Regions from separate parts of the Homo sapiens genome. Here region 2 is linked to region 1. Evidence: read pairs that join two places in POLR2A ChIA-PET (ENCODE). Cell type or tissue: endothelial cell of umbilical vein. All regions are shown on one strand. Links, peaks and the distances in the headings refer to the core of each region. The heading gives the core; the rest is flanking DNA.

Region 1 (2,921 bases), core at 159-2,658:
ACAGAGAAGTGCTTTAGAAAATCCTGATTCCTCAGCAAGATGGAATACTATACTATTTAATCATTCAAAACGTCAGTTCTCAAGACTGTAAACCATTACGGGAAAATCTTTATAATTTAACATTGAATAAATATATTAAAAAATTGCCCTATACAACTATAATCATGATGTATTATTTATGTAGGCATATAAAATATACATAAATATAGATGGAGTGATATTCAAAATACTACAGTATAGTCCAAATAGCATAAGTAATGATCCATCAGAATGGACACCAATCAGAGAGATGAATGGGGTCTTTTTTTTTTTTTTTGAGACAGAGTCTTGCTTGGTTGCCCAGGCTGAAGTGCAATGGTGTGATCTCAGCTCACTGCAACCTCTGCTTCCCAGGTTAAAGTGATTCTCATGCCTCAGCCTCCTGAGAAGCTGGAACTACAGGAGTGCGACACCACGCCCGGCTGATTTTTGTATTTTTAGTAGAGACGGGATTTCACCATGTTGGCCAGGCTGGTCTCGAACTCCTGACCTCAAGTGATCCTCCCGCCTCGGCCTCCCAAAGTGCTGGGATTACAGGTGTGAGCCACCGTGCCTGGCCTGAACAGGGTCTTACATGCTAACCTTTTTAGGAGTTAGATTGTGATGAGATCCAGAGGGTTCTGGGGGAATGGCCAATGTGGACAAGACAACTGGAGGGGGGTACTCTGAGGGTTTGGGGCGGCTATTTACCAACAAGTAATATAAGATATCAACATTTTAATGCCTGGTGAAAGTGTACTAGTGCAATCTGATTGAATACAAGTCCTGAAAATGGAAAGATTCTAAGAACATACACAACAATGAAATAATTCTATTAGGGTGGTATGACCTGGGAAAATTTATTTTTCTTCTTAAATATTTCTTTAATGTTATATAACTTTTGCACATTAAAAAAACAGAAAATGCATAAACTATTAGAATTTGAACAACCTTACTAGAATGAAAAAAATTCAAAAGAGATTGATAAAGACAGATGAGACCGGGTGTAGTGGCTCACGCCTGTAATCCCAGCACTTTGGGAGGCTGAGGCAGGTGGATCACTTGAGGTCGGGAGGTAGAGACCAGCCTGCCCAACATGGTGAAACCCTGTCTCTACTAAAAATACAAAAATTAGCCGGGCATGGTGGCACACACCTGTAGTCCCAGCTACTTGGGAGGCTGAGGCATGAGAATCACTTGAACCCCAGAGGTGGATGTTACAGTGAGCCAAATTCATGCCACTGCACTCTAGCCTGGGCAATAGAGTGAGACTCTGCCTCAAAAAGAAAAAAAAAAAAAAGATGAAAGAATGTAATGTGCAGAAATTAACAGGTGAATGTTTCACTGAAAATAAAACTAACACAAAACACCTGCCTTCTAGCTACACAATAAAAGAAAATTTAAATAAAAGTATCATCACCATTTCAGACATATCATCCAATGTTCGTCCTTTCATTTCATCAACTTCACTCTTCAGTGCAGATACTCTTTCTAGCTCTTCTTGGGTGTAACTATATCCAGATATACCCTTTTTCTCCTCCATAGTTTGCTATAAGTAAAAAATAAAAAGGCCACAAAACATGTCAAAATCTTGCTGGCTCCCATAAGAAATGTACAAATTTCATACATAACAAAAAATTGTAAATAGAATTAATTAGTTTAGAATCCTAAAGGACAATCTTCATTGACTTCAATTATTATTTCATTCAATTACATGCCTTTGTATATTATAAACCTATGGTATCTTCAGGTACATAGGAAGTATTTCTAATCGTAGACTTTATAATAATGTTATGTACTCAGCACAGAACCTAAAACATAGGGTACATTCAATAAACATTTGATGAAAGAATGAATTCTCAAATGATATGTTCACTCATCCAATATTTATTATATATGTAAATGTGCCAATCACAGTTCTAGGCACCAGGTATACGGCAGTGAATAGAACAGGAAAAAAAAAATCCCTTCCCTCACAGAGCTTACTACTAGTGGGAATAAATAAGCAATATGTAAATAAGTAAATAAATAAATATAGTATAACCAGAAGGTGGTTAGAGAAGATGATCCAGAGAAGATGATCCTGAGAAGATGACATCTGAGCAAAGCCCCGTAGGAAGTGAGGGAATCAGCAAGTGCAAAAGCTGGGAGCAAACTTGACCAGTTCAAGAAACAGTAAGGAGGTGCAGTGAGAATAAGGTGGGGGTGAAGGAGGGGTTACATGGGGTTCAGCTGGTTTGCTAGGTCTCAGTGTACATCTATTGTCCCTTGCACTCTCAAGAAGTATCCTACTTTAGATAATAAGTTGTATTGTTATCTTATTTTTAAGCTGATGAAAGAGCTTTGTTTTCTTTAAAATGAGATAGGCAGCTGTTGAAAGGTTCAGAGTTAAGGCAATTTTAAAATGATCACTTTAACATCTGTGCTGAGATCAGGCTAGGTAGGAGCAGGGAGGCCAATTAGAAGACCGTCTCAATAGTTCAAGTTAAAGAAAATGGTAGCATGAATCAGGGTGGTGGTGACAGAAATAATGAGAAATGGTTCTGTGTATATTTTGAAGGCAGATCAAACAAGATAATGCGACAAATTAGATGTAGGGATGTGAACGCAAGTAAAGGATAAAGAATGAGTTCAAGGTTTCTGACTTGAGAGACTAACAGGATGAAGTTTCCATTTGTTGAGAGGAAGAAGAATGGGGAAGACTAGTTTAAGGAGGTGGTGCAGATCAGAAGTTTATTTTTGGACATGTTAAAAATTTGAAATATATATTAGATATCCAAATGGAAAGGTCAAGATGTTATATGTGTAAGACTGGAATTAGGCCAGGTGTGGTGGCTCGCGCCTGTAATCCCACTACTTTGGGAGGCTGAGGCAGGTGGATCCCCTAAGGTCAGGAGTTTGAG
Region 2 (2,921 bases), core at 285-2,784, 110 kb before region 1:
TAATAATAATAATAATAATAATAATAGTAATAAAAATAAAAATTAAAGAAAAACAGAGCCCAACGTCAAAGCAATATATACGCTTTTTAGCAATTACCATACTGTGGGGGAAGAGCTGGGGAAAAAAAGTGGTAAATAACTACCAGAATCAGCACTATCTATGAAGGATTCAGAAACAGGTGAAAGGAAAATGGATTTAAATTTGTACTCCACTTTATAGTAGTAGTATATTCACCTAAGGGATTTAAACTCAGGTTTTTTTTGAATATTAAATTCATTGTCTTTTGAATATTCAAATAAAGGGAATGGTTGCCAGGGGCCAGGGAAGAGGGGAACTGGAAGTCAGTGTTTAAGGTGTACATTTCAGTTAGGGAAGATAAAAGTTCTGGATGGTGACAGTCCCAAAACAATGTGAATGTACTTAATGCCACAGAACTGCACGCTTAAAAATGGTTAAAATGGGTAAGTTTATAATATGTATACTTTACCACAATATAAATAAGGAAAATCCCATTAGACTGAAAATCTTAAGTCACATACACTATAGATCAAACATTATTTGTCCTTTCTAAACTATCAAATGCAACAACAAAACTATATTACAATATAGAAAATGAAATTTCAGTGTGAGAAAGCGAGATAGGTCAGGGTAATAATCAAAGCTTCACCACCATAAGATCAGTGCATTGAGCAAATTAATAAACTCTATAAAATTTGCCTAACCTTCCAAAAAAAGGTGACTTTGGTGGTACTGAAAACTGAAAAAAAGGCCTGGATGTCTGCAACATGAAGGAGCAGCACAAGATGAAATCATAGAAGAAAGCAGGAGGTACATACACACAATGCAAGTTTATCAGGTCAGAGAATTTTGTATTTTAAGTGCAATGGGGAAGTCCCTTAAGGGTTTTTTAGCAGATGAATAAATAACACAACCTTTAAGAAACCACTCTGGCACTTGTGTGGAGAATGGACTGGAGGAAGACAACAAAGGAAGCCAGAGCCTAGTTAGGAGATGATGACAGCTGCGGTGTGAGATGATGGCTAGACTAGTGTGCTGACCAAGGAAACGGAGTTCACGAACTTGGGTGTGTTCTGGAGACAGAATCAGTGGCCTTACGGACAAATCAGAGGATAAGAGGGGGGAAAAAATCAAGATGACTTCCAAGTTTCTCACAGTTAATTAGGTTAGAGTGTCTTACAAAAGACGGGAAGGACTGGCAAGAATCAGGATTCAAAGATACAGAGAAACCAGAATCACCAACTGAAGAGAAGCTGGCTTTTGTCTCTTTCTTCAAAAAGGATGGTGCTTTGAGGTATCACAGTTGTAGTTTCCTCTGAAGCTGTCTACCATTGCCATCTACTGATGCAAACTAAGGATAAAGGCTTTGGGGGTAATTTCTCTAAGGCTTCAAGTAGACTCAACACACTAAAACAGCCCAACAAGGCAGAGCACAGTGGCTCACACCTGTAAATCCCAGAACTTTGGGAGGCCAAGGCAAGAGGATCACTTGAGGCCAGGAGTTTGAGACCAGCCTAGGCAACATAGCTAGACTCTGTCTCTATTTTTTTAAAAAAATTAAACAAGAAGAAGCTGGAGAAACTGTAAGCATAAAATCAAACAGAATCTCATACACATATTTAGGTGATGTCATCTACAACCTCACCCACCACATATATTTGTGGAAAAACAATCTCCTTTCCAATGTTTCCTTCTGTAGGTAGTAGAGTACCATCATCACACCCAGTCACGTAAACTAGAAATCTTGCCAGTATCTTTGATTTACACACTCTCCTATCTATTATCAAAATCTGTTGCTTTGAGCCAGGTACAGTGGCTCACACCTGTAATTACAACACTTTGGAAGGCCAAGGCAGGAGGAGGAGGATCGCTTGAGCCCAGAAGTTCAAGACCAGCCTGGACAACAAAGCAAGACCCCATCTTTACTTTAAAAAAAAAAAAAAAAAAAGGCCGGGCATGGTGGCTCACACCTGTAAGTAATCCCAGCACTTTGGGAGGCTGAGGCGGGAGGATCACGAGGTCATCCTGGCTAACACAGTGAAACCCTGTCTCTACTAAAAATACAAAAAATTAGCTGGGAGTGTTGGTGGGCACCTGCAGTCACAGCTACTGGGGAGGCTGAGGCAGGAGAATGGCGTAAACCTGGGAGGCGAAGCTTGCAGTGGGCCGCAATCGTGCCACTGCACTCCAGCCTGGGCGACAGTTCAAGATTCCGTCTTTAAAAAAAAAAAAAAAAAAAAGCTGGGCATGGTGTCATGTGCCTGTATTACCAGCTACTCAGGAGGCTGAGGCAGGAGGACCCCCTTGAAGCCAAGGAGTTCGAGGTCGCAGTGATCACACTACTCCACTGTAGCCTGGACAAGAGAGCAAGCCCCTGTCTCCAAGTTAAAAAAAAAAAAAAAAAAAAGAGAGAGCGAGAAAGAAGGAAAAGAGGGAGGACAGAAGGAGGGGAGGGGAGGGGAGGGGAGGGGAGGGAAAGGGGGAGGAAGGAAGGAAGGACAGACGGACGGACAGACTGACGGAAGGAGCTGCTTTAGGCCGTGCGTGGTGGCTCACTCCTGTAATCCCAGCACTTTGGGAGGCTGAGGCGGGCGGACCACCTGAGGTCGGGAGTTCGAGATCAGCCTGACCAACATGGAGAAACCCCACATCTACTAAAAATACAAAATTAGCTGGGCATGATGGCGCATGCCTGTAATCCCAGCTACTTGGGAGGCTGAGGCAGGACTGCCTGAGCCCAGGAGTTTGAGAGACAAGCCTGAGCAACATGGCAAGACCCATCTCTACAAAAAAAATACAAAACTTAGCCAGGTACATGGTGGCTCATGCCTGTGATCCCAGTTTTTCAGGAGACTGAGGTGGGAGAATCACTTGAGCCCAGGAGGTCAATGCTGCAGTGAGC

The links. Peaks named below come from ENCODE experiments on the same cell type or tissue, not always from the same donor. Only the 100,000 strongest peaks of a DNase experiment are listed, where the experiment ranks them.
Region 2: POLR2A ChIA-PET joins it to region 1 with 8 read pairs; 6 of 35 experiments call an interaction of 5 or more read pairs at or near these places.

What each region holds. Positions count from the first base shown.
Region 1 is chr12:110,189,566-110,192,486 of GRCh38, reverse strand. It overlaps IFT81 (intraflagellar transport 81), which reads right to left. Exons shown (of 19, transcript NM_014055.4): 13 at 1,439-1,567. Among named protein-coding and RNA genes, the nearest start is that of IFT81, 67 kb to the right of the region's middle. In endothelial cell of umbilical vein, for the core only: no CTCF peak of the experiment used is centred there; no DNase peak of the experiment used is centred there.
Region 2 is chr12:110,299,690-110,302,610 of GRCh38, reverse strand. The region is part of intron 5 of ATP2A2 (ATPase sarcoplasmic/endoplasmic reticulum Ca2+ transporting 2); the gene reads right to left. Among named protein-coding and RNA genes, the nearest start is that of ATP2A2, 20 kb to the right of the region's middle. In endothelial cell of umbilical vein, for the core only: no CTCF peak of the experiment used is centred there; no DNase peak of the experiment used is centred there; H3K27ac peaks cover 1,137 bases.